2 separate regions of the Homo sapiens genome follow, and region 1 is linked to region 2. A link is an interaction called in ENCODE POLR2A ChIA-PET data of the cell type or tissue named here. Cell type or tissue: A673. All regions are shown on one strand. Links, peaks and the distances in the headings refer to the core of each region. The heading gives the core; the rest is flanking DNA.

Evidence for each region. Peaks named below come from ENCODE experiments on the same cell type or tissue, not always from the same donor. Only the 100,000 strongest peaks of a DNase experiment are listed, where the experiment ranks them.
Region 1: POLR2A ChIA-PET joins it to region 2 with 7 read pairs; 2 of 35 experiments call an interaction of 5 or more read pairs at or near these places.

What each region holds. Positions count from the first base shown.
Region 1 is chr11:119,949,283-119,964,001 of GRCh38, forward strand. LOC105369526 (a long non-coding RNA gene) reads left to right here. Exons shown (of 8, transcript XR_948083.3): 7 at 78-256; 8 at 1,391-1,880. Among named protein-coding and RNA genes, the nearest start is that of LINC02744, 38 kb to the right of the region's middle. In A673, for the core only: no CTCF peak of the experiment used is centred there; no DNase peak of the experiment used is centred there; H3K27me3 peaks cover 1,372 bases.
Region 2 is chr11:119,351,188-119,365,906 of GRCh38, forward strand. It overlaps USP2 (ubiquitin specific peptidase 2), which reads right to left. Exons shown (of 13, transcript NM_004205.5): 3 at 8,997-9,047; 4 at 8,350-8,473; 5 at 8,044-8,155; 6 at 7,837-7,947; 7 at 7,586-7,650; 8 at 6,962-7,065; 9 at 6,794-6,874; 10 at 6,570-6,648; 11 at 6,296-6,403; 12 at 6,000-6,120; 13 at 4,028-5,735. The coding sequence ends at 5,648. Among named protein-coding and RNA genes, the nearest start is that of MFRP, 12 kb to the left of the region's middle. RefSeq lists enhancers at 6,637-7,836, 8,461-8,510 and a silencer at 12,989-13,178. In A673, for the core only: CTCF peaks have their summits at 5,319 (motif pointing right) and 5,519; DNase peaks (open chromatin) are centred at 5,274 and 5,704; H3K4me3 peaks cover 801 bases; H3K27ac peaks cover 652 bases.

The sequences.
Region 1 (14,719 bases), core at 3,637-7,636, 600 kb after region 2:
GATCTCTCAGCTAGGGAGGTGGGGAAATGGGACTCGAAGTCAGGTCAGCTGACTTCAAATCCAACCCTTTTTCCTAGGTAGCCTCAGTGTGATGGATTATCTGCAGAGATCATCACCAGTAATCCTCCAGCCCTGTACATATCCACTCTTTTCCATCAGGAGGTGAAATTTATTTCCCCTCCCCTTGAATCTAGGCCAGTCTTGTGACTTGCTTTGACACTGACTTTTCTTACACTGTGCATTTCACAAATGTATGGTAAGTGCTTGGGAATCACAAAGGTCCTATAAGTGCTCAGTATTACAAGTCAAATCCTGCTAACACAAGTACCATTGCTATGAAACTTTCTGTATGACAAAAGCAATTTCCATGTCCTAGTCGATGGCTCACTTATTTCAAACCATATTCAATATGCCAATAGAATGTGTAAGTGACACCAGGCAAGGTCCAGGCCTCAGTCTTAAGAGGCCTGGCAGATCCTACTTTCACCTTCTTGGGATCCAGCCACCATGTGGAGAAGCACAGTCTAGACTGACATCTGCTGAAGATCACATGGATTGGTGCAGTGAGGGAGAAGCCTGGCCAGCCCTCCAGTCACCCCAGCTGCCACACATGTCAGGGAAGCCATTGTGGATATCGTGGCTAAATGCAGCCTTGTGAATGGCCCAACCTGACACCATGTGGCATAGAGGAGCTGCCAGTGGAGCCCAGCCACCCCACATAATCATGGAAAAAAATAAGACACTGTGCTGGATAACCGAGACACCTGATTAGTGCAGACACTCCTCCTGGGGTCCTGACACTGGAAGGACCTGCCCAGCGTGTCATCCTGGCTTTGATAACTGACCTAAACTGGCCAGGACTGCTCCTTCTTCCACTGTGTCCTCTTGCTCACCCTAGACTGCGAATTCCATGAGGACAGGACAGTTCTTTGCTTTGCTTTCTCTCCAGACTTAGGAACTGTTCCCTAAACAGAGAATACTTGGTCGTGATGCCTGGCCATGATGCTGGTCAGTCAGTCTGCCTGCCTGTCTAGCTTGATATTAAATGCCCAAATCAGACTCCCCTAGTAATACACATAGTGTGGCTCGTGAGTTGGGTGTGACTTTTTTCAGCGGAATAACTCAATTTCATTTTACATGTTGCTGCTAGCCAGGAGAGTGTGGTCCCACTGGGGAGGGCAGGCCTTTTGATGTTTGCCATGTTGGTCTTTACTCTGTGGGAGCCCATGAGAGGCAATGCAGAGATTTCAGAGTATTCAGAATATTCTCCCACTCCCACCCCACCATACCCTAAATGGCTGTACCTGTCACACATACCATGCCCTGGCTAATAGCGTGTTGTTGTATAAATTAATTACAAAATGACTAATGTCAATTTCACTTTCATCAGAGATGGCAGAAGGACTGAGGACCTGGGGAGGAGAGAGGAGGAAACTGGAGGACTGTGAACGTGGCCACGTCTTTTCCAATGGAGAGAAAACTCAATCGGATCTGGGCACTCCCTACATTTCTCCACCTCCTGCCGCCCCCGTGAGCCACTGCAGGGAGATTTTTCTGAATAATGGAACATTTTCCTGTTTTAATCAGATGCAATTTTGCAAGCAGTTTTTATGATTTAGCAAGTCCATTAAAACTGGCATTTGTTCTGCTCTGACACTCGAAAGGGGCTCCACAGAGCATAAACATTGGAAATTACTTGTAGGGAGAGACAATATTAAAATTCCCCAGCCTGGGCCTGTTGTTTGAGAAATTCTGTTATCAAGCATCATGCCAGCTACGATCAGAGGTGCTTGAGATATATGCTGCTTCCTCTTTACGCACTAACTGGGGGCCTGGGAACTCAGGCAGCAATAAAGTCGCAATGCTGTTATCTCTCAGCACTTTTGGCATCAGGAGGTGAATGGGTCTTAAGGAGAACTCACTGGAAGAGCAGGTCACGAAGTGCAAAATCTCAAGGAAGAGGGTGGGTGAACACATCTTTAAGGACAAGCCTGGAAATTGCTTTCCTGCCCACAGTGAATGATAGAGTTTATTGGCACATAATTAAGAAGGTCTGTTTTGTCAGTTTCACTTGTAGTCAATTCTCAATTATCCATATACTAACAGATGACCAGGGTCAAGTGAAAATTCTCCTTTTGCCCTCCTTCTGCTTCCCTGCAGGGATTCCCTCTCCACAGAACCAAAGTAGAGTATCAGCAAGAGAGGCTTTGGGGAGCATCTCCTCTCCCAGTCAATGCAGAAGCCATAGAAGAAATCACAAAAGATAGAACCTGGCAGTTCAACTACATAAAATTAACAATGCGTGGGTATAACAAACTAAGAAACTGGCCGGGCGCAGTGGCTCACGCCTGTATTCCCAGCACTCTGGGAGGCCGAGGCGGGCGGATCACGAGGTCAGGAGATCGACACCATCCTGGCTAACACGGTGAAACCCCGTCTCTACTAAAAATACAAAAAAATTAGCCGGGCGTGGCTGTGGGCACCTGTAGTCCCAGCTACTTGGGAGGCTAAGGCAGGAGAATGGCGTGAACCAGGGAGGCGGAGCTTGCAGTGAGCCAAGACTGTGCCACCGCACTCCAGCCTGGGTGATAGAACGAGACTCCGTCTCAAAAAAAAAAAAAAAAAAGAAACTTTTTATTCTGAAGAAAAATATTTACTTCTAACATTTCAGAGTGTTAATGTTTTCATATAAATAATTAATATATAAATTGATAGGAACGTTCTAAGAGTCAAGATGGGGTGAGGTGAGGAGATCAAACAACAAACAGACAAAGGATTCATGCAACAAAAAGATTTGAAAATAAACATATGTTGAAAAGGACAACCTCACTTACAATGAAAGAAACACAAAGATGATATAACACACTGTTTGGACTTCTAGCTAAACATGAAAAATTGAACACGTGTGTTTATTTCCTCTCCCTTCCAAATCTTCACTAAAATGAAAACAAAGAATATAAGAAAGGCATAAACTCATAAGAACCCCAAGAAGAGGAAAGGAGACTGCCGCATATAAAAGACATCAACTATTTCTCTAAGACAGAGGCAGATGGGGGAGTGGCAACTGGCCGAGGATGCCAAGGACTAAGGGGCTGCAGAAAGAGGGCTGTCAGAGAGTTTGTAGACTCACCCGCAACACCCGAAGTCACTGGAACTAGAGGGCAGTCAGGCCCAGGAATGGATAGAAAAGCCCCAGAAGCAGATCAGGCTTCACGTGCTGGAGAGAAGGATGTAAGGAGTGGGTCATGGTGGGATTCGAGGCTGAGGAAGAGGGTGCCAGATGTTTGGTTCCGGCAGTGTAGTGGCCCAGATAACCAGCATGCATGCCCATGACAAAGACCTAGAAAGGCGAGCATCCTTTAAATGCAAAACTGAGCTTTAAGCCAATTCACCTGTGAGCCAGGCACAAAGGATCTGGAGCAGGAAGCACTTGAATTGACACTACAGCGGCTGCATGATTTTGCCGGCATTGGGAACCCAAGCACATAGGGTTAATGCTCATGTGGGACCCAGTGGCTGGGCATTGGGCCTTCTGAAGAGGGATGTTTGAACTGAGATCTTTGCATAGAAGCTTGACTTTCAAATGATTACACTTCGATGAAAGAGTGGAAGAGAAAATGTACAGTCCTGGTCCAGGAAGATGACAAAGAAGTCTGTCTGACTCCACTTAGACAAGGAGTTCTCATCTGGCAATTTATAACCATGGACCAACTCTTCATACAGATTTGGTCTTTGACTTTATGCTAGCTTCTTGATACAGAAAGAAACAACTTGATAATGTTTTATTTTAAAATAGTTCTGGATTAGTGATACATTTGGGACTCATAAGCAAATGCAAAATGTCTTAGAAAAACACATTCTCATCTAAGCGTGCTCAGGATTCTAGAGATAAAACTCTGTTGAGATAAGCTTGCAATCCAAAATTCAAAAACACAAAGAACAACGCAGGTGGCAAAAGGAGGAAGAAAAGGAAAGATCACCTCAAAAGTCAGGAAAATGATTTTCTTCAGAAGAGCAGGGGCTGTGCCTGGCAAATGAAGAGGATGCTGGGTGCTGGAAATATTCTATTTCTTGACATGATTGAAGGTATAGAGAAGAAATTGAAAGCATAAAAGGTCACTAAGTAAACATAAGGGTAGATTCAAGCCCCCCAAATTCTAGAAATGAAATACGTAGATATTAAAGTTAAAAATTTATGGAGAGCTTAAATAGCACTGTTGACCCTTGAACAACATGGTTTGAACTTCATGGGGTCACTTATAGTGAGTTTTTTTTCCAACCAAAGGCAGATGGAAAATACAGTATTCACAGATTTCAAAAACCTGGCTATACAGAGGGCCAACTTTTCACTTAAGCGAGTTCTGCAGGACTGAGTGCAAGACTTGAGAATATGCAGAGTTTGGTATTCGCAAGGGTGTCCTGGAACCAATCCCCTGCAGATACCAAGGGACAACTCTATATTAGACATAGCTAAAGAATTAGTGAACTAAAACATAAATCTTAAGAAATGACTTATAGTGCAACACAGAATATAAAGAGATGGAAAATCTTAGAGATTAAGAGACATAGAGACTGGAATGAAAATGTTCAACATATATCTCATGGTAGTTAAAGAAGGACAGAATAGAGAGACTAGGGAAGTAGCAATATTCCAAGAGATAATGACTGGGAATTTTCTAGAATTGGAAATCCTCCTGTTTGGGACCACGAAGAATCCCAGGTAGGATATGTAAAACTAAATGCACATCTGGCAATATTGCTATGAAGTTTCAGAGACAACGGCAAAGATCTAAGCAAGCAGAGATAAAACATACAGAAGACCTACAAAAGAACATTTGTACTGACTTCAGACTTCTCAAAAGCAACCGTAGACCCCAGAAAATAGTGGAAGAATATATCTAAAATTCCAAGAGAAAATAACTGTCAGCTTTAATTTTATGCATAGCTAAACCAGTTTTGTTTGTTTGTTTGTTTGAGATGGGGTCTTGCTCTGTCACCCAGGCTGGAGTGCAGTGGCTTGATCTTGGTTCACTGCAACCTCCACCTCCCAGGTTCAAGCAATTCTCATGCCTCAGCCTTCCGAGTAACTGGGGTTACAGGCAGGCAGCACAATGCCCAGCTAACTTTATTATTTTTTTTTTTTTTGTATTTTTAGTAGAGATGGGTTTTCAACATGTTGGCCAGTCTGGTCTTGACCTCCTGATACCTCAAGTGATCCACCGGCCTCGGCCTCCCAAAGTGTTGGGGTTACAGGCATGAGCCACCATGCCTGGCCCTAAACCAGTTTTTCAAGAGTGAGGGTGAAATAAAGACATCTTCAGATGTAAAGAGATTGAAAGTTTTTAACTACAGAGGTTTGCTGAAAGTAAACTTACTATGGAGTAAATACAAGAAAGCATAGTAAAAACATAGTTTAAAAAAACATGGGGCTGGGCTCAGTGGCTCATGCCTGTAATCCTAGCACTTTGGGAGGCCAGGGTGGGCAGATCACCTGAGGTCAGGAGTTCAAGATCAGCCTGGCCAACATGGTGAAACCCCATCTCTACCAAAAATACAAAAAGCTAGCTGGTGTGATGGTGGGCGCCTGTAGTCCCAGCTACTCAGGAGGCTGAGGCAGGAGAATTGCTTGAACCTGGAAGGTAGAGGTTGTAGTGAGCCAAGATCGTGCTACTGCACTCTAGCCTGGGTAGCAGAGCAAGATCCTATCTCAAAACAAACAAACAAACACGCCAGTTCATGTCAGTTAATTGAAACAAGCCTATGTTGTTTTTAAGAAAACCCTAAGCATATACTACTACTACTACTACTAATAATAATAATGACAAAATGGAATTAAAATATGAACAACAGAATATGTAAGTTGGGGAAGAGGTGATAGGAGCTAAAATGAATTCTCAAGGCCTTGTTTCATTCAGGAGGAAAGCAGAGACTGATTAACTTCAGACTTTATGTTAAATATAGATGCAAAAAAATTAAGAGAACATACTTAAAAAGTCAAAATAGAATGTTGAGCTTCCAAAACAGTAGGCAGAAGAGAAGAAAATAATTTTTTACAAGCCTCAATCATTTCAATAGAAAGTAGAGAAGAAGAAAAACAAAGCAGAGTGTGGTAGATTGTATTTTCTGAAAATGGCCACAACAATATTTCTAATTCCTCTTGTACTTCCAGAACTCAGACACTCCCCATCAAGACTTGGTGGAGTCTCTTATGCCTCCCCTTGAACCTGGAAGGACTGTGTTACTCCCCTGGCCAATAGAACATGGTGGAAGTCATGCTGTGTGATTTCTGAGGTTAGATCATAAAAGGTAATACGGCTTCCATTTAGTGTGTGTGCACACTATCTCTCTCTCTCTCAAGATTCTTGCCCTTGGAACTTGGGCACCATGCCGTGAGGAGCCCACAGCCATATGGAAAACCTACATGTTGTTTGGACCAACAGGTCCAGCTAAGATCTCAGCAGCCAGCCAGCACCAATCACCAGACATGTAAGTGAGCAAGTCCTGAGATGATTCCAGCCTTCAAAGCTTCCAGATGAGGTGCCGGACATCGTGGAGCTGAGCCCTATCCCATTCCTGACCCACGGAATCTGTGGGCATAATAAATCGCTATTTTATACTACAAAGTTTTGGGGAAGTTTGTTATGCAGACAAACTGGAATACAGAGTAAATAAAAAGTACAAAATAAAATGGTAGCATTAAATCCAATATATAAATAATCACAAAAATGTCAACTGACTAAACTCACTTGCTGAAACAAAGGCTGTCAGAGATTTTTAAGAAGCTTATAAGAGACATCTCTTAAAAGCTATTCAGGAGGCTGAGACAGGAGAATCGCCTGAACCCGGGAGGCGGAGTTCAGTGAGCCAAGATCAAGCCCCTGCACTCCAGCCTGGGCCACAGAGGAAGACTCTGTCTCAAAAGAAAAAAAGCAAGGACACAGAAAAGAACAAAAAACAATGGAAAAAGATATATATTCTCTGGATATATTAATCCAAAGAACACTGGGGCTGAAATATTTTGTTGTATATCAATATAGTTGTTATTATTAAGTACAGAGATGAACACTCCATAACATTAAAAGCTACCATTTGCCATGAATATATGATACAACTGACCCTTGAACAATGCAGGTGTTAGGGACACCAACAACCCCATACAGCCAAAAATTCGTGTATAACTTTTGATTCCCCCAAAACTTAACTACGAATAGCCCTACTATTGACCAGAAGCCTTGCTGGTAACACAAATAGTTGATTAACACATATTTTGTATGTTATATGTATTAAATATTATATTTTTACTTTAAAGTAAGCTAGGGAAAAGAAAATGTTACTAAGAAAATCACAAGGAAGAGAAAATATATTTACTATTCCTTAAGTGGAAGTGGATCATCATAAAGGTCTTCATTCTCAGCATTTTTGCGTTAAATAGGCTACGGAGGAGGAGGACGAGGAGGGGTGGGTCTTGCTGTCTCAAGGTTGGCAGAAGTGGAAGAAAATACAAGTCTAAGTGAGCCCACGCAGTTCAAACCTGTGTTATTTAATGCCATCCTAAATTTGCATGAAGCTAACAATATTGCCTTAAAATATATAAAATCAAATTGACAGAATTTCTATAAGAAATTTACATATCTAAAATCATAATGGCAGCTGTAACATAGCTCTCAGTAATTGATAGATTAAGTAGATAAAAATGAGTAAGGACTAACGGTTTGAGAAATGCAACCAGCAAGCTTGAGCTGCACCTAACAATTGAAGGATGCACATTCTTTTCAAATACAAATGGCACATCTACAAAATAGACTATGTGCAGCATCCTAAAACAAGCCCTAACAAGGAACTAATATCACACAGATCACATACTTGATCCACAGTGTAATTAAGTTAGAAATAACATTTTAAAATCTTTTTTAGAATATCCTACATAGTCCTAAACTTAAAAACACACTTCTAAATAATTCATAGATCAAAGAAGAAATAAAATGGAAATTAGAAAACATTTAGACCTAAAAGATAACAAAAATGTGGTATATCAAAACATGTAAAATATAATTACAGTGGGAAATATAGCATCTCAAATGCTTAAACCATAAAAAAGAAAGATTGAACAGGTAATGAGGTAAGAGTTCAACTCAAAAGTTGGAAAAGTAAGACAGGATAAACCCAAAGAAGGTAGAAAGGAGAAGATAATAAAGACCTGGCCAGGTGCGGTGGCTCATGCTTGCAATCCCAGCACTTCGAGAAGCCAAAGAGGGAGGATCATCTGAGACCAGGAGTTTGAGACCAGCTGGGGAAACATAGTGAGACTCTGTGTCTACAAAAATCTTAAAATTATCCAGGTGTGGTGGCACACACCTGCAGTCTCAGCTACATGGGAGGCTGAGCCAGGAGGGTTGCTTTCAGGAATTTGAGTCTGCAGTGAGCTATGATCATGCCACTGCACTCCAGCCTGGGTGACAGAGCAAGATTCTAATTTACAAAATAATAAATAAAGGCAGAAATTTATTTTTTTTTAATTTCGTGAAATAGAAAGTGTTCTAAGAGAGAAGTTCAGTAAAACCAGAAGCTGGTCCTTTTGAAAGACTAATAAAATAGACAAACCTCTGGCAGGATTGGTGAGAGAGAGAATACAAATAAACAGTATTAAGATGCAAAAAGGCGATATAATTCCAGCTACAGGAGATAATTTTAAAAATCATGAGATTAATATGAATATCTTTTTATAAATACACTAAGAACCATAAATAAAATGCACAGTTTTCTAGGAGAAAAAAGCCCAGTAAAACTCAGAAGAAATTTAAAAATCAGAATGGGCCTATAATTATTAAAGAAAGTGAATAAGTAATTAAACATTTGCCTACATCGGCAAAAATAGCTACGACTAACAAAACATCAATCCCAGGTGGTTTTACAGGGAAGTTGTGCCAACTATCCAAGCTGCAGAGAATCCCAGTCTTAGCAAAATGTTCTAAACCAGTGTTTCTCAAACTTAAATATGCAATCAAATCACCTAAATCTTATTCAAATGATGATTCAGTGGATCTAGGGGGGAGCTTGAGATTCTGCATTTCTAACAAGCTCCCAGGTTATGCCAGATATAAAGTCTTCTGTAAGTCAATAAGCTAAAGCTAAACAACCCAATAGGAAGCTGGAAAAAAGTTGTGTATATTCAGTCTGCAGAAGAAACCTAAATGCCAATAGAAAGAAGCCCTACTAGCTTGCTATTAACAAATCCAAACTAAGAGTGAGGTACTGTTTCCCCCTAACCAAATTAGCAAATCTGGTTTGCTGACAAGATGAACTACTGGCAAACATGTGAAACAAGAAAACCCTTTAAGGGTAGCTGGAATGGTAAATTGATACATCTATTCTGGAGATCAGTTTTCCAACCTCTAGTGAAGTTGAAGAGTGGATACACCATGACATAGATACAGTGTACATGCCTAAAGAAATTGTTGCACATGTGCTCAGGGAGAAAAGTGCAAGGATGTTCAGGCTGCTCTGTATGTTACAGTGAGAAATTGGAAATAATCTAAATCTCCATCAGCAGAAGAATGATTGAAATACTATACAGCAGTGAAACTGCATATACAACATGGATAGATCCCTAACAAATGTTTTTTAAAAAGCAATTTGAAAATCAATAGGTACACTTTGATACCTTTACATGAAAACACAAAACATGTAAGGCAATCACATATATTGTATATCATTTATATATGTAACAAAAGTATAAAAATATTCATGGAAGTGAAAAATGACAAATTCAGAACAGTGGTTACAACTGGGGAGGGTGGAAAATAAGATAGAATAGGGGTATATGTCAACTGAGTCTATTAGTTTATTTCTTTTTTTTTTTTTAAAAGGTGGGACCAATACCGTATGTTTCTCACACTTTGTGTGATAAGAACACAAAGAGGGAACCACACACAATGGGGCCTATTGAAGGGTGGAGGGTTGGAAGAGGGAGAAGATCAGGAAAAATTACTAATGGGTACTAGGCTGAATACCTGGGTGATGAAATAATCTGTACCACAAACCCCCATAACACAATTTTACCTGTGTAACAAATCTGCACATGTACCCCTGAGCTAAAAGTTAAAAAAATAAAAGTTAAGGCATTAAAAACCTGAAAAAAAAGGTGAGGAAGTAAATATAGCAAAATATTAAGAATGAATGATTTAACAGAACTGGGGAGATAGGTATATCAATATTTTGACACTATCTCCCATACTTTCCTATATATTTATAATAATTTAATAATCATAATAATATAAAAGGCTTATGACTAAGAGAATAAGAGAGGATATATCAGCAAATGAGAGATATCTTGGACTGTCTTGAGATGGTTATACAGTCACTGATGAAGCTAGGAAAAGTGAGGATGCTACAGAGAATGCAGCCAACCTGCCCGGGGAAGCAAATTTTGATTTCAGATGTTAGGGATGTCAGAGAGTGGGATATTTGGAGCTAGAATCTGGTGGGGGTGCTGACTGAAAAATCCATTTTCAGGACCAAACAGTAGCTGCCCATTCCCACACTATGTATTAATAGAATTCCAAGTAGCCACATTTCTACCATTTAGACAAAAACAATTTTTGAAAGTTTCTCCTAAAAAGAAATTGAATAAGTCTCAAGTAAGAATGCTGCTTTATTCTGACACTTAGGGGTCTCCCAGTAAAATGGCTGGCTCACAGCCCAATCACCCTAAGATGAAGTCCGTTAGTCAGCCAGTCCTTCACATGAACACAAAGCTCCCACGTGCCTTTTTATTCCCTTATTCTTATATTTAAAAGGATATCCAATAATTCCAAATATTTAAGATTGCAAGAAAAAAAAAACAGGAAAAGTAATCCTGAAAGATTATACTAGTAACAGAAGATAATTTAAAAGTAAACATTTAAAATACTCTAATTAGATCCTCAGATAAATTAAGAGGATTTTGTATACCTATAACAAGAACAAGGTGCTATAAAGAAATAAAAAACTAAAAGAGCTCTTGAAAATATATATATTAAAGATTTTTATAAAATTTAAAAACTTAATAGAAAGCTAAGAAGATAAGGTCCAATAAATCTTCCTGAAAGAGAAAATATGAAAGAAAAAAATAAAAGACATGATTCAGAGAATTCCAAAAATAAAACAAAGAAAATAGGGGAAAGGAAATTTTCAAAAAAAAAAAAAGTAGAATGAAAAGTCAGAACATCAGGGCTGAAGAAAAAGTGTGGCAAATGGTATACAGGCAGCAGGAGAAGGTGACAGGTCATCTGTAAAGAACTAGAGTCTGATTGCCATCACACTTGCCATCTCTAATGCTGGATGCAAGAAAATATTGGAGCAAACCTTCAAAGATTTGAATAAAAATAATTTTCAACCCAGAAACCTAGAATCCTGTTCCTAAATGTGTACCAAACAGAACAAATATACTTTCAGGTACACAAGCACTCAGATAATTTATCTTTCATGTACAATTTCTTAAGAATTTATTTGAGGAGTGCTCCTGAAAAATGGAATAACTCAAGAGAGAAGAAATGGGCTGAGGGAAACATTGGATCCCACCCAGGAAAGCGGTAAGGGGCAATCCCTAGACCTTCCGCTGTCCGGATCATTTATAGAGCAAAGAGTCCAGCTTGGAACAAGTGGACTCAGGTCTCCGGGAAGAGTTTTCCAAGAAAAACAATAAAGAGGCTTATAGAATACCTGAGGCAATCGAAAATTGAAAGAAAAAAAATGAGGAATTCTATAAAGGCAAATAATGCAAGACACAGAGAAAGGAATGAGAAACTCTGGGGAAAATAAAAAATTATACAAAAAGGATGTGTAAGTAGTTTGATGAGTCAGTAAACAATATTTTCATAAGCAAAGCAATAGACATCATTTATTGATTTTTACCATAAATGGTGATACTGGAAGAATGAGGGAAAGGGAGCTTGGGGGTGGCATAAGAAAATTAAACACTCAACCTTCATAACAGGGAATCAATAGATAATGCATAAAGTACATAAATTAAGATATATCAGTAAAACATATTACTTAGAGATATGAGAGTAATTGGCAGAATAAATAAATCCAAAAGATTAAAATGATCGCCCTTGAGGAGCAGGACTGAAATTGTTGGGAAGGGTAGAGCCGAGGACTCCTGTATGTCATAATAAGCCTTTTGGGACATTTGGCTTTTAAATCATTTGGCTTATTTTGATTTTTAAAAGCAGCCTCTGTCAGGTCCTGGCAAGCTTTGAATGCTTCCAAAGAGATTGCACTCTATTCTGCATGCACAGGGAAGCCATGGGAGGTTTTGGAAGCTAGGAGGGACATAATCAGATATAGATCCTGGTACAGCAAATCCGCTCTCCAAATGGGACTTCCAGGGCTGAATATGCTGCACACGTTGTTGGTGTATCCAATGTATAAACTAAACAAATGCTTAGGGCTGCAGCAAAGCAAAGGCATTAATTTTTTTTAAATCTCGTCTTCTACACGTCAAACATAAACCCGTTTTCATGGGAAAAGATGGAATTTACTTACCTGTATTTTACAGTTTACTATTAATTTGTTTTGAGCTACATAGAAGAGCTGGGGGTGGGCGCACCATTATTATTATTATTATTTATTTATTTATTTATTTTTGTTGGTGCTTAAGGTCTTTAAAGTTCGTAGTTCAACTGTGGCTCTAGGTGAACTTGAGCCATCTTTACCTTTCGTATTCTGGACCCCGGAGTTCTAATAACAAAGCCCAAGATTGTATCGACCTTACCAACAGCTACACATACGGCACAAGTTGAGATTGTGGTCTGCTAAACCTCAGATTTGTCCCCACCCCATTCTTGAACTGCTATCAAATCATTATCATCACTGTCCTGTTCTTTTAAAATTTATTTTTAAACTCAAGTATGGGATGATAAGCATTACCAGGAAATCACTCCTCGTTTCAGTCCTATATTATAATCTGGTCAGATATTTTGTAGATGTTGACCCTACCACATTTCCATCCCAACTTTAGGTCATCTATAAATTAAATATACTCGTTTTCTAGATTTTCATTCCAAATCACTGATAGACTTGCTGAACAGGATTGGGTAAAATGTAGTCTTGTGGCATAGGCCTGAGACTTCCCTAAAAGTCAAGGACATCTAATAAGTTTCAACCACAGAAACCTAATGGCTGGTGGCTGCCTAGTGGCTGCTTGGAGCCCTGTGCTGAGAAGGATTCTGAGCTCCATCTGAATTCAGAGGAAAAGAGAGATGTGATGGATTAGCAATGAATGTCTGTCTAGGGATGGGGGTGAGGATGTCACAAATTGCCATCTCTGCTTCAGAATAGCCCCCAAACCACTCAACTACATTATTTGCATTTGTGTCTCAATCTTTCAATCCATCAAAGGGCTGTTTCCCAGTCCACATTTCTCCACCTTGTTCATAGGGACGGGACAGGCTTTGTCAATTATACTGCAGAATCAATACACATTATGTCCGTAACATTCTCCTTATCTACCAGTCTAGTAACCCCATCAAAGAGGAAAATAAGGTGAGTTTGGAATGCTTCATTCTTGGAGAACCTAAGGCAGAGCTCCTAATGACTACTACTTTATTTTCTAAAATGGGGTACAACATCTTTAGATTGTCTGTCTCCTGGATGTTTTCCTAGCCTCTAGGAGTTGTCCTACCGGTAAGTTTTCAGCACCTGAGAGGTAAGTCATTTTGACCTGGAGATGGAAGCTGGGAGATAAATTAGTATCTCTTAGTATCTCCTTACCTATTGATTACCATTTTTGTTGCTGTTGTAGTCATTGTAAAAATAATGCATGCCTATTACAGAAAACCTGGAGACTACGGAAAGATGAAAGGAAGGAAAATCGCCCACCGTCTCGACTTCTTTTTCTTTGCACTATTTTTGAGAGTTTGCATCTGTGTTGTTTTATATAGCTGTGACCATAATGTATGTGTGATTTTACATTCTGGGTTTTCACATAAGATTATATTCTATGAATTTTTCAGGTCAGTATTAAATTTCATTGACCTAATTTTTAATAGCATAATATCCCATCTACGTGATATGTCATAGTTTACTTAACCATTCTGCTACTGTTGGCCACTTAGGACATTTCCATCATTGCCCTACTTCAAATGCCTATTCTTGAATATATTTATTATTTAATACATATGGATTACGTACCAGGCACTGTGCTAGGAGCTGAGATGCAGAGATGAGCAGAGTCCCCAGGGAATAAACAAATAAGGACAGAGCAGGTGAAGCAGACAACCCTGTGGGCAAGGCAGGGAGGCCTTCAGAGTGGAGAGAGGTGGGCGCAGATCATTAAGAGCTTTGGATGCCATGATGAGGAGCTGCTGAAGAACTTTAAGCAGTGGCCAGAAACCCTGTGTGTGAGTTCTAGCTCTGCTCTTACAGGGTAGGTGACCTTAGGAAAATCACTTAATCCCTGGGTCTCATTTTCTTTTTTCTGGAAATGAAAGATGCTAATTGATCTGCTACCTGCCTTTCAGGGTTGCCATGAGAATCAAAGGGAGGTAGTCGATCTGAGTTTTCTCAACTGGAGAGCACCATGAAAAATGTGAAGCACGGGAGCAGAGGCCAGATACATCCTCATGGAACTGAACCAAATTCAATTCCTCTGTCGTCTCTTTCTCAGCAACCTAGCTGGGAGTCGGGGAGAGGCAGTAGTGAGGACAGGGTGGAAGTGGGGTGTGCCTGTCTCTCCTGG
Region 2 (14,719 bases), core at 3,958-7,957:
AATCCCTATTTAACGGGCACTCTGTTTAGTTTGGGCAATGCTATACTTACATACATCAAGTGTATTGTTAAGGAAGAGAAGATAGAAGCATCCAGAGAGATGAGAGGAATTAAATATTTGCTAAATAGGGACAGTGTTGGTTTAAAAAAAAATTTGCTGAGGATCACCCACCATGAGAATCTCAGTGGAGCTTTGATGGTATAGTCCTGGAAATGGGAGTTGAGCGGGGGAAATGGAAGTTTGTTGAGTTGTTGAGTACCTACTATGTGCCAGACACCCACCCATCCCATCCCCTCCCCTCCTCTGTCCTCCCCTCCCCTCCCCTCTCCTCTCCTCTTTCCTTTCTCCCTTTCCTTTCCTCTCTCTCTCCCCTCTTCCTTCGTTTTTTTTTTTTTTTTTGTGTGTGTGCATGTGTGTGTGTGACAGGTTCTTGTTCTGTTGCTTAGGCTAGAGTGCACTGGTGTGACCACGGTTCACTGCAGCCTCAACCTCCTGGTCAATTGATCCTCCCACCTCAGCCTCCCAAGTGGCTGGGACTACAGGTGCATGGTGCTATGTCTGGCTAATTTTTGTACTTTTTGTAGAGACAGAGTTTTACCATGTTACCCAGGCTGGTTTCAAACTCCTGGGCTAAAGTTATCTGCCCATCTTGGCCTCCCAAAGTGTTGGAATTACAGGCATGAGCCACTGTGCCTGGCCAGACACTGTTTTTCTTAACTGGCACTCACAACTCTGAATAGGTAATGTTATGCTCAGATTACAGATGAGGAAATTGAGGCTCAGAGAGATTAAGTAACTTGCTTGGGCTGTGAATGTTAGTCTCTTTCTGCTGCCTCCTGCATCCTGCACAGGTGCTTGTTTCTGCTCGTAGAGCAATGAAGGATGGGGACCCTCAGAGGTGTCCAGCTCAGACAGACCTACTAGGGTCCAGGTAGGAGGCAGATCATGGTGGTTTTGCTGTTGGGTATGTGTGAATGTCACACTGCTGTTTGGCTCAGTTCCTAATAGATGCAGGGTTGGAAAATTTGCTGCAGAAAGTCCTGCAAAATGCTGTCAATTATTCAAACTAAAGACAGAGTACTCGGAAAGAGAACTGGGTAGGGAGTCAAGATACCCAGGTTCCATCCTGTCTCTGCTTCTGACATGCTATGTGGCCTTGAGCAAGTCTTCTCTAGGGCTCAGTATCCTCACTGCCAAATCGAGATCATGGACAAGGTGACCTCTATGATCTAACTCTAAAGCTTTGTAGAGGCCGGGCATGGTGGCTTACGCCTGTAATCCCAGCAGTTTGGGAGGTCAAGGCGGGTGGATCACCTGAGGTCAGGAGTTCGAGACCAGCCTGGCCAACATGGTGAAACCCTGTCTCTACTAAAAATACAAAATTAGTCAGGCATGGTGGTGCATGCCTGTAATCCCAGCTACTCGGGAGGCTGAGGCAGGAGAATCGCTTGAACCCGGGAGGTGGAGGTTGCAGTGAGCCGAGATCACATGACTGCACTCTCACCCTGGGTGACACAGTGAGACTCTGTCTCAAAAAATAAATAAATAAAAAAATATATAAAATATAGCTTTATAGAAAGAAGTAAGCATTCTGAGCATTGGTCACTTAAAAAAATTCTATAAACTGGAACCAGGGAACTAGAGTTAAGTTCCGTATCTTGGGACTTGAGCATGTGTTTAGAGGAAAAGTGACTTAGAATGATTGATAACATGGGAGTGGAGACCTTCAAGATCCACAAGTCCTATCTCAGTAATTTGCAGATGAGGCACGGAGGCCCAGAAAGAGGGAGGTTCTTGTTCAAGGTCACACAAGAGCAGTTGCAGGGGAAGCCCCTCCCCTAGGGAGAGGCCTGCTGGATCAAGAGCAAACAATGAGGGAAGAGAGCCAAGTTGCTAGGAGGCAAAGCTTGATGGACAAAAAAACGTGGGGACAGACCTGCGTGTGTTTGTGCTCTGTGTAACACTAGGACCTGTTGCCATGGGGATGAGAAAGCACCACAGATTAATTACTGAAGAGCTGGGAGCAAGGGTGGCGGACCTGAGTGGAGCCCCTGCCCTCAATGTCTCCTAGAGTCCATCTGTTCCCCAGTGGAAGACAGCAAAAATTACAGGGCTGCTTCTACCTCCAGTGAAGAACTAGTCAGAGTACAGCCATTCACTTTGCTACAAGCCTCATGTTTTTATTTTGAGGGGATCCTGTTTGCCTGCGGCTTGGGGGCAATCATCAGGGTAAGATTTCCAATCACAGCCTGGGTCAGGCCACCCTCAGGGCAGGCCAGGGAAGTTTGGGTCCCTCAGGGAGAAATTCCAAGTTTTAAGTCACTGTCATTTTCAATCCCTCTTCTTCACTCTTGGGAAATGCTTAGAAAAATGCCCCCACAACTGTCCCCCTCCATGAGGTGGGTTTGATAGCAGCACACAGGCCTTAAGTGACAGCAGGTGCTTCTGTCTCAGCAAGGATGGAATAGTCAGGCCTTTATTTTTCAGTGTCTGGAGCAGTGAAGGCAGTGAGGAAGAATCCTGATGAAACACTCCAGGCTCACCTGGTGGAGCCTTCAGCTTCCCTAGTTCTAAGACCAGCAGCAGAAATGGAAAAGCTGAACAGTGCTAATGAAGAGGTGACACCAAAGGAGACGTGGGTCACCGAGTGCACCAAAGGCATCACCTCTTTTAGGGGTTAAATCTGAAGTCTTGAGAAAAAGCACTTTAGGGAACAAAGCCTGTAACATAAAGGTAACTGTTTCTAAGTATTAGGTGGTAAAGCTGAGATCTTTGACTTATCAAAGACTAAGCCCTGGCTGGGCGTGGTGGCTCACGCCTGTAATCTCAGCACTTTGGGAGGCCGAGTCAGGCAGATCACCTGAGGTCAGGAGTTCGAGACCAGCCTGACCAACATGGAGACACCCCCGTCTCTACTAAAAATAGAAAAATAGCTGGTCGTGGTGGCGTATGCCTGTAATCCCAGCTACTGGGAGGCTGAGGCAGGAGAATCGCTTGAACCCAGGAGATGGAGGTTGCAGTGAGCTGAGATCATGCCATTGCGCTCCAGCCTGGGCAACAAGAGTGAAACTCTGTCTCAAAAAAAAAAAAAAAAAAAAAAAAAGACTAAGCCCTGGTCACTCCACATCCAGGTAATGATACTCTGCTCTAAGAGCAAGTTTTGCTATATTTGACATCTGCTGGAGAGATGTATTTTATCTTATCATAGGTCTGTGAAAACACCCAAGTGTTTCTTTTTTCATAGAGACAGGGTCTCACTATGTTGCCCAGGCTGGTCTCAAACTCCTGGCCTTAAGCCATCCTCTCACTTCAACTTCTTGAATTACTGGTGTGAGCCACCATGCCCAGCCCCAAGAGTTTCAACCAAGAATTAAGAGAGTAGCCCATACCAGCATTAAAAAGTAGACAGTTCATTAAAAAAAAAAATGGACATGTGAAAACCATGTCACATAGGAGAATGTCCTGATTCTTAGGAGATGTATGCTCAAGTATTTAGAAGTGGTGATATAACACCTCACCTGAAAATGTTTCGGCAGACAGAATAAAGTACAGTTGACCTTTGAACAATGCGGGCTTGAACTGTGTGGGTCCACTTTCACGTGGATTTTTTCAACCAAATAAGGATAGAAAATACTGCATTTGTAAGATGCAAAACCCACATATATAGAAGGCTGATTTTCATATACGCAGGTTCTGCAGGGGTGACCTTGGGACTTGAATATGGTGCAGATTTTGGTATGTGTGTATCTTGGAACCAATCTCCCTGTGTATACTGGGGGATGGCTGTATATTTAAATGTGTTTGTAAACAATTGGTGAATCCAGATGAAGAATATAGTGTCCAAAATATGTATTGTTTCAGTTTTTAAAAAATTAAACTTAAATGTTCAAACTAAAAAGTGGGTAACTTTTTCCAGAAACTTGGAATTTACAAACTGGTTGAAACAATGAAATAGATGGCCCCTAATATACTAGGAGCCCTTCCTAGATTCAAACACTCCCAAATCAAGATTCCAACATCTGCCAACTGATTTCTCAAAGCTATTATTTATTCTGTACAAGGTTCCACTGTACATTAGACATTCTTCTACTCTTGCTTACACAGTAAACAAGTGTACACTTGCCCTTGGGCTCAGGTTCACAGGTCTTCTCTGGAGAAGGGTGTCAGGCCAGTAAAACTCAGGGTGTCTTTCTCTGATGCCTCCTCCTAGGAGCCTGGAATGTGCCAGGCTCCACGGGGCACAAGCCGGGCCCAGCTGTGTGGGTGAACAGCTTTACTCTCCAGGACAGCACAGAGTTTTATCCAACTATGTAGGGCAAAATTGAGCCCACAGGAAAGAACCATACAACTGAGGCAAGATGTCCCCAAATACCCAGGCTCCAGCTCCCAGGGCAGGACTGGAGACCAGCGCTAAGAAGAGCTGAGGGGTGGCCTGGGCATCCCTGAGAAACTCGGTCCAAAGGGCCTATTGTCTAGGAGGCTCTGAGAAGGGGGCGGGGGCAGGAAGGCCAGGGGGAAAGGGATGTTAAGAGAATAAATAAAAGGGAGAGAAGCTCTAGGGACGAGGGGCTTGTGCTATCCTTCAAACAGCTGGGGAGCAGACCAGGGGTGGGCTAGAGGACGTGGGCGGGAAGAACTTGATGCCCTGTCGGAAGGAATCTACCTGCTTTCTTCTTTGCCTCACTGCAATGCACAACGAGCCAGGGCTAAGGGCAGGATCCCTTTCCCAGGCGGGTTTGAACAGAGCACTGGGGAAAAGGGAAGAGGCTGAGGGATATTTCAGGAGGGGCAGTTACCCCCTGGTCCCCAAATGCTATAAGGCACAATTCTTGGAGGCAACTAAATTCCATTCAAAACATTAAAAAAAAAAAAAAAAAACCCAAACCCCCAAAACAGAAACTTGTTTTAGATCCCAGGTCTACTGTGGCTGTGCTTGGGGCCTGGCCAACGCCCACCTAGCACCACGGAGGGCTAGCATTAGAAAGTTGTACTTGGAAAAGCAATAAAAGGACCAGTGCAACGTCCCAGCTATGAAGAGGCCTGAAGGAGAGCACTCCAGTCTGAACACTTTAGTTATGGAAATTAAAAAAAAAAAGTTGGGCTTTTTAAAAACCAAAACCAGCGTTTTCCAAAGATGTCCCTTCGTCTGTCCCCTGGAGTTAGCAGCGTGAAGAGGGCTCTTGGCTCATGGCTCTGGACCGGCGAGCCGTGCGGGTGGAGATGGGCGCCGGCTCCTCCGCGGCGCGGGCGTCCAGGCGGTGATGCTCCCAGCGAGCTCCAGAGGGCGCTGTCCCCTCGGAGGCGCGGGCGCTGCGGCGGGAAGCGGCGCAGCGAGGGTCTTCCCCCCCAAGACACAGTTGTTTCTGACACATAGGAAGACCACAAGTTTACAAATGCAAACGCCGAGGGCACGGGGCGATGCTGGCTCCACGTCCAGGCGATCTTCCCTGCCGGGCCACAGCTCAGGAAAGCCCGGCTCCTTGCTCCAGACCCTGATCAGGCTGCATCCACTCCTGCTCGGCAGCTTCAGGTTTGTTTTTCTCTTGTCAGGTTTGTGTGTTGTTGTTGTTGTTTTGTTTTTGTCTTTTTAAAAAATTTAGGGAGCGGGGCCACCACGGGGAAGGGAGAAGGGACGTGGCTCCTGGCGCTACATTCGGGAGGGCGGGCTGGCCAGTTCGTAGAAGAGCAGGTAGGCGTCGCTGGTGCGCACTTGGCTGGAGGACATGGGAGTGACGCTGCGGAGAGAGCGGGGAGTCAGCCCGGAGCGGGCAGGACCGGGAGACCCCCCGCCGGCTTCTTTCTGTGCCCCCGAGGCCGGCCGGCCTGCCTTTCAGGGAGCCTCCCCACGGGCAGCGGCTTCGTGGCCTTAAACTTTGCCATCCATTCTCGGTGTAAGCCGTGCGGGGGGTGGGAGGGGGGTGGGTTTGGGGGGAGGGTGGAGGAGTGGGGGGAGAGTGGGTGGCTACAGCCAGGGGCTCCGGCCCTGCCCTGGCTCTCACCTGGAGTCGTTGAAAGTGTGCCATTCTCCTGTCCCTGGACTGCGACAGTAGGCTGTATAGTGGCCACCCATGGTGGTTCCGGAGTGATTGGACACAGCGTACAGGTTGTAAACAGCATGGTCTGAGGAGGAGGCAGCCGTCAAGCCCCCGAGGCCCCCCTGCCCCGACTTCCCCCCTCCAACCTCTCCTTCTGGGTCTCTCAGTAGCTGGTGCTGGCAGCTCCCCTTCCTCCTGCCCTCCCTCCGGCCTTGCACACCTGCGTCTTCATTCTGCCCTGCCTACTCAAAGATACTCACTGGTGTTTTCTGAGGCAAATTCTCTTAAGTCCAGGTCTCTTAGGGGGAAGTTCACAAATGTTGTGAGCTTGCTGGTTCGGATCCTGGATTCTGAGAACCGCTTCAGATCTGGCATTGACGTGAGTCAAGGATAGTCAAACCAATGCAGAAGGGCAGACAACAAAAGGAAAGCCTACAAGGTCCGTTTCTTCCGACTGTTCCCCTCACCTATGGGCCCCTTGTCATCAGTCACCCTTGAAAGTCATGTCCCAGCCCTGATGGATCTTAAGGATACGGAGCACCAAGATCTTTGGGAACCTCTGGATGGAGAACTTCTTTATACACCGTTTTCTGCCTCGGCAGCGACAGCATGTCTGAGAGACAAGACAAACAGAAAGAACTTGTGGGGAAGTCAGTGGGCCCCAATCCAGTCACTCCTCAACTGGATCTGCTGGTATCAGCCTCTTCCCAGTAGGTCCCACGGAAATTTGTTCTTGCTATTACCGAAGGGTGACTTACTGGCTTTTCATCTCCATCAAGCACATCCTCTTTGGTGAAGAGCCTCATGCAGTCCATTAATGTCACCTCAGGATAACCTCGCTGGGAAGGGGAAAAAAGCAAAGGTCAGAGGTCAACATGAAAGGACAGGAGAGGGAGTTCAACAAGGCGGGCAACTGGGGTGCATACCTTAGCAATGGGCAGTGAGAGGTCCCAGAAGGGGTCGAAGACCGTAGAACAGTAACCACAATCTGTACACGTCAGCGAGCTCTTTAGCTGCCCAACAAAGAGATCTGGGGAAGAGAAGGCCATGAGATGCTGAAATACAGGAAGTAGAGCATGGTCTTCTGCACAGCAGCTTTTATTTTTTTTTTTGAGATGGAGTTTTGCTCTGTCCCCCAGGCTGAAGTGCAGTGGTGCAATCTCAGCTCACAACAACCTCTGCCTCCTGGGTTCAGTGATTCTCCTGCCTCAGCCTCCCAAGTAGCTGGGATTACAGGTGCCCACCACCATGCCTGGCTAATTTTTGCATTTTTAGTAGAGATGGGGTTTTGCCATGTTGGCCAGGCTGGTCTTGAACTCCTGACCTCAGGTGATCTACCCGCCTTGGCCTCCCAAAGTGTTGGGTTTACAGGCATGAGCCACCATGCCCGGCCTGCACAGCATCTTCTTTCTTGCTGTTCCTGCTTTGCTTTGTTGAACACTAGGCAGAAACAGGCTTCCCCGGGAGAGTGATTCTTAGGGCTTTTCATGCTCCACTCAGGCAAGAGCAGGCAACAGTGAAAACAGGCATCTTCCCTTTCATGCGCTTACCCCCGATCCTACTGTCTTCCCGTTCTAGATATTTTCTCCACATCTGTCGGCCTTTCTCGTCATCACTGGGAACCAGAGAGAGACAACAATTGGGTCAAAGCTCAAAACTTAAGTTTAAGGGTCTGTCAATTTTGATCCTTCATCTTCAAAAGTAAATCAGATTATTCCCAAATCATTAACCCCAAAGTGGTGGGTAAAAATCTCGAGTTCACAAAAGTTTTGCTTTCCCACAGCATTCTCCTCTTACTTACGGAAGATGATCGAGGTTCTCAGGGTTGGACTTAGGTCTCAGTGTCACTCGGTTCACCTCGTTATGGAGCCCATCCAGAAGAAAGCGAAGGAACTCCTGAGCATCCTGCTGACTGAACCCAAAGGAAGGAGGGTGAGCAACACCTCTTGTCCTAAGAACCTGCTCCTACTGCCACCCACCTGAGAGGACATGTCTGCAAGGCCCTTACTTATAGCCAACAAAGCGCGGTGCGTATCTCTGGATCTGGGTCTTGAACTCAGATGGGCTCACCACATCATTGGGGGATGAAGTCCATATGGTCTGAATTAGTTTTGCAAACTCTATTGGAAGGAGAGAGTGTACAGGACAGCTGAGATATTTTCTATAAGAAACTCTGAAACTAGAATCCCAACAAAAAGCAAGCAGAGAAAGACAGACAGGATAGGAGTGTCTAAGACACAACACCTAGAACAGCCCCAGTGGAGTGGAGGAGCATCCGGGGGTAGGCAGGGGCACATGACAGAGGGCCTCTCACCTTCCACGAGGGCTGTGTGTGCATTGCTGCCGTGGTGCAGGTCCCGCATGTAGAGCCTCTGGAGGCAGTAATCTCTCAACTCCCGAGTGTTGCTCAGGCACTGCAGAATTGAGTTCATGAAGCACTGCAAGAGATGACCAGGCAATCAGTGGGGAGACGAGAGTCCCACCTTCACCTGTGTTACTTACTACCAGAGGCTCTCTGGTTCATCTACCTAGAATCCTTTCATAGGAGGCTATCCTTTCATAGCCTCAAGTTCCTCTTTTCATAAGTGAAAGGGGTGAAGTGAGGCAAACCCCCACTCCAGGCATAGGTGACCTAATTGGTTATTTACTATAGAGGTGCACAAAAGGGCGTGATGTGATGGACAGAAGTGTGTGGGAAGTGATGGGCATCCTTTAGGGGAATGATCCAGGAGAGGAGCAGGCTGATGGGTAAAAGGGCAACTTCCTTTTAGCAGTGCTTCCTGCTGGGGGTGGGTAAAGCACAGCCCAGCAATTCTGTGAAACACCAGCCAGGAAGGGCAAGTGCCAACTGGCTGAACGGGTAGGGAGTCAGCCACAACCAGAAGGGGACTCTGGTTATATGGCTCCAGTCAGCATAGTAGGGGGTGGGCCTGGGGAAGAAGCAGGCCAGGAAAAACTCACCGTGTTCCCAAGGTTTCGAAGACCAGCCAGACCCTGGGCACTCTTAGAATTCTGTAAGCAAAGAACATATGGCAATAAGGTGGAAGCAAAGATGCTAGGCCTGTGCTGGGCTCTCTCGTGCAATTTCTAACCAGCTGGAGCCACAGGCAGCAGGCCACACATAATATTCTTTCTTCAACTTTACCCATCTATGTACTTTGTAGGAAAGAGGATTGAGGAATGCCTGTGATTTTCTTTTCTTTTCTTTTTTTTTTTTTTGAGACGGAATCTCACGCTGTCACCCAGGCTGGAGTGCAGTGGTACGATCTTAGCTCACTGCAACCTCCACCTCGTGGGTTCAAGCGATTTTCCTGCCTCAGCCTCCTGAGTAGCTGGGACTACAGGTGTGTGCCACGATGCCCGGCTAATTTTTTGTATTTTTAGTAGAGACAGGGTTTCGTCATGTTGGCCAGGCTGGTCTTGAACTCCTGACCTCAGGTGATCCACCTGCCTCAGCTTCCCAAAGTGCTGGGATTACAGGCGTGAGCCACCGCGTCCTGCCTAAATGCCTGTTATTTTCAACAACCAACAAAAATATTCTTCAGGGCTTTATTGAGTGTGTATTGACTATGTATCTCCCTGCCCCCCATCTTTATGTTATTCTCTATTCTCTGCTACAGTGGAGACTAGGAATTCATATATTTGGTACATATTGACTCCTTACTATAAGAAATTTTGAGTCCCAAATCCAGGTGCTATCTCAAATGACCTATATTTGTACTCCTAGAAGTCCAATATATAAAGTAACTCTCATAAGAGACACTTTGAGGAGGTTTTGAAAAGTTAAACAACAAAACACCTTGAGTTTCGATCTTCAGTTGGGAAAAACTCAAGTAAGCCTGCCATTCTGAATTGCCAGAGACAGGTGGAATTCCTTCCAGCTGAGCTCAGCTCCTAAGGGCTGATTAAAGACTCGGAGAATCCTCCCTGCCTGGCTCAGGTTTCAACATCCTGACTGGCCACTGTCTGGGAATCCTGGAGATGGCAGATTGGGCCCGCAGAGGCAAGGGCCTGGCTGAAATTGCCACTCTTGCTGTTGGCCCTATAGCGGAGGCGGGTGAGGGGGTTGGAGAGAGAACAGGTGCTGGATCGAGGACTCTGAGCTTATTTGTCAAGGTCTCTTGGCTAATCCTGGGCATATCTCCAAGGAGTCAGAAAACCTTCAGGCTCAAAGGGTTAAATAAACAGTTTGCAGATGAGTCTGCCACCCCCTCTCTCAGGGAGGGGACTGGGAGCAGGCAACTCTGGAGCAACACTGGGGCATGCGTGGGGCCAGCTCAGCCCTGATCAGAACAGGAGCCTGAAATAACTCAGCTAAAATTACTCATGCCGTGTGCTGACAGCCTATGAGGCTGTCAGCAGCTCAAAGCCCATGAGGTTGTCAGCTGGGGGGGAGGGGTGTGGGTGGGGGAGGAGCAGGCTGAAGGAGGGCTTTTCTCAAGAACTGCCTTACCGATCCCACAAGTAAGAGGATCCCTTCTTGGCCAGCTGTCAGGGCTAGCACTAACAGGTAGGGAAGAAAAATATACCCAGAAAAGAGACCCAGTTTAAACCTGCAGCTAGAGAGAAAGGCCAATTGGCAGCAGGTGGGATATAAGCATCCTTAGAGAACTTGGCTAGGGCTGGCAGTATATGGCCCCACACAACATCTGAATCTGACTTACTGACAGTCAGCAAGAGGGCCGCAACAGAGATAATTCCCTGGGACAAAGACCTTCTCAGCATTTTCCAGAATTGGTGAAACGCTGCAAAAGTCTCCATGTTGCGCACTCGGAACTAAATGTTAAAGCTTGCCCACAACAGAATACCCACCCTTACGTCTATTTTTGGCAGTGCTTTATTAGTTCTTAGCCCCTGTGCCTCAGATGACATCTGTCTAAACAGGCTGTAGGGGAAAGCATTCTACCACTGGTGACCGTGTCAATGTTCACCAAAGCAGGCCCTCAGCTGAGACAACAGTCACTCAGTGCTAATGGGGGTAGGGAAATGGGAAAACGGAGTCATCTGTCTACAGAAGCACTCCTGTGGTGTTTTAAGATGTTGACACTTAATTCTGACCCAGCAGTGAGGGGCAAGAAGGACACTTCGTCACCCACGATTACTATTCTTGAGGATCTAACCCCTCTATTGGCCTGGGGGGTGGGGAGATGGGAGAAGCTCCTTTAAGGCATCCTTAGGACCCTTGGTTGTTATGTTTTAGGGTGGGGGTTGATGCCTTTGTCTAAAATTTCCTCAGCTCAAAACCACATGCCAGTTTCTAGGTGCTCTGTGTAGAAGGCGGGTGGATAACAGGAGTGGGGGCGACAGAGGAGGGGGAGCAGGGCTGCTCCATGCCCAGCCAGATATTCTTCTGCCAAGAATAGGAAATCAGGAGCTCCAGGGAAAGTCAGCACTTTTCATTACAGAGGGGAACAAAATGTCCCCAGAGTGACCTTTCTTACAGGACAAACAATCCTACCTCAGGGTCGACAGGGAGAAAGGGGCCAGAACTGCAGAAGGTGGGAGACCCTGCACAGCCAACCTCTTTCGGTGAAAGCCAGAGAAGGAAATGACCCCAAGTGTTATGCTGGGACACATGTGCAAAGAGTTGAGAAAGTTTGGACCCAGTCTTCCTTCCATTCAGCCATCAGCAAACCTAGTTTTGACTCAGTATCAAGCACTGTTGCAGGGAGCAGATGGCACCTTCACCATCAGCAAATAGACAGCTTTCACCTTCTAGAGGAGAGGAGCGGGGGCTCAGGAGAGCCCTGCCTGGGTTAATGCAGAGGTAGCATCTGGGCACCCTTCGGTAGGAGAGGCCGAGGTTTGTGTCTTCACACTTGAGACCCCAATCAAGGGCTTTCCCGCCTACCTCACCTGTGTGGTGAGGGTCGCCCCAAGTCCTGGCTGCAGCTAGGAAGCCTGGTGTGGCCCTGGCACGGGGCAGGGCACGCACTGCCAGCACGGGAGCTGGTGCCTGTTACATAAGACCTGTCAAAGCTCGGGCCCCTTCTCCCTTCCCCAGGCGGGCAGCGCCCAGCCTCGGCCCCGGCATTCCCCTGGGGGCTGCTTCCGCGGAGGGACCCGCTGCCCGCTGCATAAATGGAGAGGACGGAAAGAAGGGGAAGTTGCCCTCTGTCACCTGTCTGCACCTCGTCTGCCCTTCACAGGGTCAAAGGACCCCCGTCACCAACCCTTGGGAAAGAGCCCTTGGTGGACAGTGAAGGGGAGGCGGCCCCTTTCTGCCCAGCCTTCCTCGCCGGGGTTTGGCCTCGGAGGAGTACCCCGGCACGGTCCAGCGTGCTGCCCTCGCACACCGATCGAGACCCAGTCAAGGTTATGCTTTCCTGCACCTGTCCTGATAGGTGCCAGGAATTGAGAGGCCAAGAGCCACCACCTGGTGCCGGGGCCACCGAGAGGGAGGGGGCAAGGGGGACTTCCTCGGACCTCCACCCGGGGAGGGGACCACGAGTAAGCGTGCGATCACCTGAGGAGGGGGCATTCCTTGCCAGGAGACCCTGGGAAAGGAGGGGTGGGGGCTGGGAAGAATCCGTCCCCTCACCTAGGGGCGCGTGGCGGGCAGAGGCCAGGGAGAAGGCGGGACCCCAGGCCCTCGGCGCGGGGGTCCCGGAAAAGGGCCCGCGTACCTTGGCTTTGTTGAGCAGGAGCCCCACGAAGGTGGAGAGCAGCAGGGACGGGGAGAGAGGGGAGCGCGGCCGCAGCTCCTTGGCGAGGGCGGGAAAGGGGGCGGCGGGGGGGTCCTCGGGCAGGGTCACGGTGTACGAGGTGCGCATGCTGGGGGGCGGGCGGCGGGCTTTGGCCCTCGCTTAACGTTGGCAGCGGGGGCGCGGGGGGAGTCCCCGCGCGGTGCCACAGTCCGGACGCCGAGGCCGGCGAGACCGCTACAGGACAGCGTCCGCGGCGCCCGAACGCGCGCTCCTCCGCCTCAACCTCCCCGGCGTGCGCCGCCAACAGCCCGGGTCCCGGCTCTCGCGCTCCGGCCGACTGGCGGCCCCGCCGGCGCCTCGGGCCCCGCGACGTCAGCGCTGGGGCGGGGCCAGGCCCTAAGCCCCGCCCCACCTCGCCTCTACCCCGCCCCCGGCGCCGGCACGCGGACCCGAACGAGGCGACAAGGTCGGTCCTCCCCCGCCGGGCCTTCCCCGCGCTCCCCGGCGCCCCCAGCCCGCTGACCCCCGGCCAGGCAGGCCCGCGGGGGAGGCAGGACCGGAGCCCTGAGGCCCTGGCCGGCCTCGGGGTTGAGGCTCAGCTCGGGATAAGTGATCTTTGGGGCCCGCAGAGGACGTCTCCCCAAGACCCAGTGGCAACCGGGTGAGCTTCCCCCAAGGCACCATTACACTTCCTAACTCTTGAGGGGGCTGCAAACCATTTTGAGAACGTGATGAAAGCTCTTCTCTCTTCAGGGCGAAATACGTATATGCACAAACTTTTGTCTAGAGTTCCGGGGGTACTCAGGCCTTCGTGAAGACCCAAACTCATGCAGTCTGTGGAGGTCAATGTGCCCAGGTTAAGAAGATGGACCTTCACGGCCTAGGGGCTGAGCTGCCCTCCTCAAAACAGTCCTGTTTGGCTTCTTTCAAGAGAGGCAGTGCTCATGTTTTATAAGGTCCAATAGGTCACCTTCTCATTTGGCTCCTGAAAAGAACCTTTTCTGGTCTCTTCTAACCAATTACCCAGCTCCGGCTCTCCCATTCTCAAATTTGACTTGTTTTGGGGAGCTGGGGAGAAAGCAATACAATAGTGGGGAAATAGGCGCTCAGCTGGCATGGGGCGAGTGTTCTACTCTGGCGTCAAGCACAGCCATGCTGGAAGATCAGGGGTCTTTAGATTTCGTTTCTGATGCCCCACCCCTCCACCTAACAGGGAAGCTCACGAATCTGCCTAGAGAAAGTATCTTGTTTGGAGCTTGCTGGCTATTTTTAGCCAGTATTTTTAGCATTTAAAAATACTCCAAGAGGCAGCAGTGTATGCTGTTACTCATCTGTGGGCTCCTTCTGTTCCTTCTGGTGTGCTCATCCCCACATGTACACGCACACATGACCACAGCTACATGGGGACTGTGTCCAGGACACACGTATGGCAGTACCCCAGGCCACCGACAAAGCAGCAATTTCATGCTAATGAGAGAGGGATGGGGACAGTTGCCCCCTCCCCTGTGTGCCAGCAGTGTGGTGGGAGGAGGGGGCAGGGGACAGGAACCACAGGCAGTCTGCTTGTGATCAGTGAGAGTGGGCATGTGAGGAGTGGTGATCTCTACAGTCACTGTCCTCACCCAGACTCTGACTGAATCTGGACCCCGGACAAACTGCAGCAGCCTTTCTCCAAGCCTCCTTTCCAGCCAAACGCTTTCAAGCCAGCCCTACACCATCTGAAGCAATGTTTGCATCTGATCTCATCACTCTTCTGTCCTGAAACAACTAGAGCACCTGCCCTTGCATCCAGCCCCGAAGCCTCAGGTAGCCTTTCTCTAAGGCTGTTTGTCCACAGGCCCACCACCCTCAGTCTTTGACCACTGCTGTCAACCAGCCTGTGCTTATCCTCTGCTGAAAAACCAAAACTGCCACTCATTAAGTACTTATTAGATCCCAGGCACTGGGTTAAGGGTTTTATATATATTATCCCAGTTAATTTCTATAACATCATGCTGTAGTAACTATTACCTCTATTTTATTTGTTTTGTTTTTTTT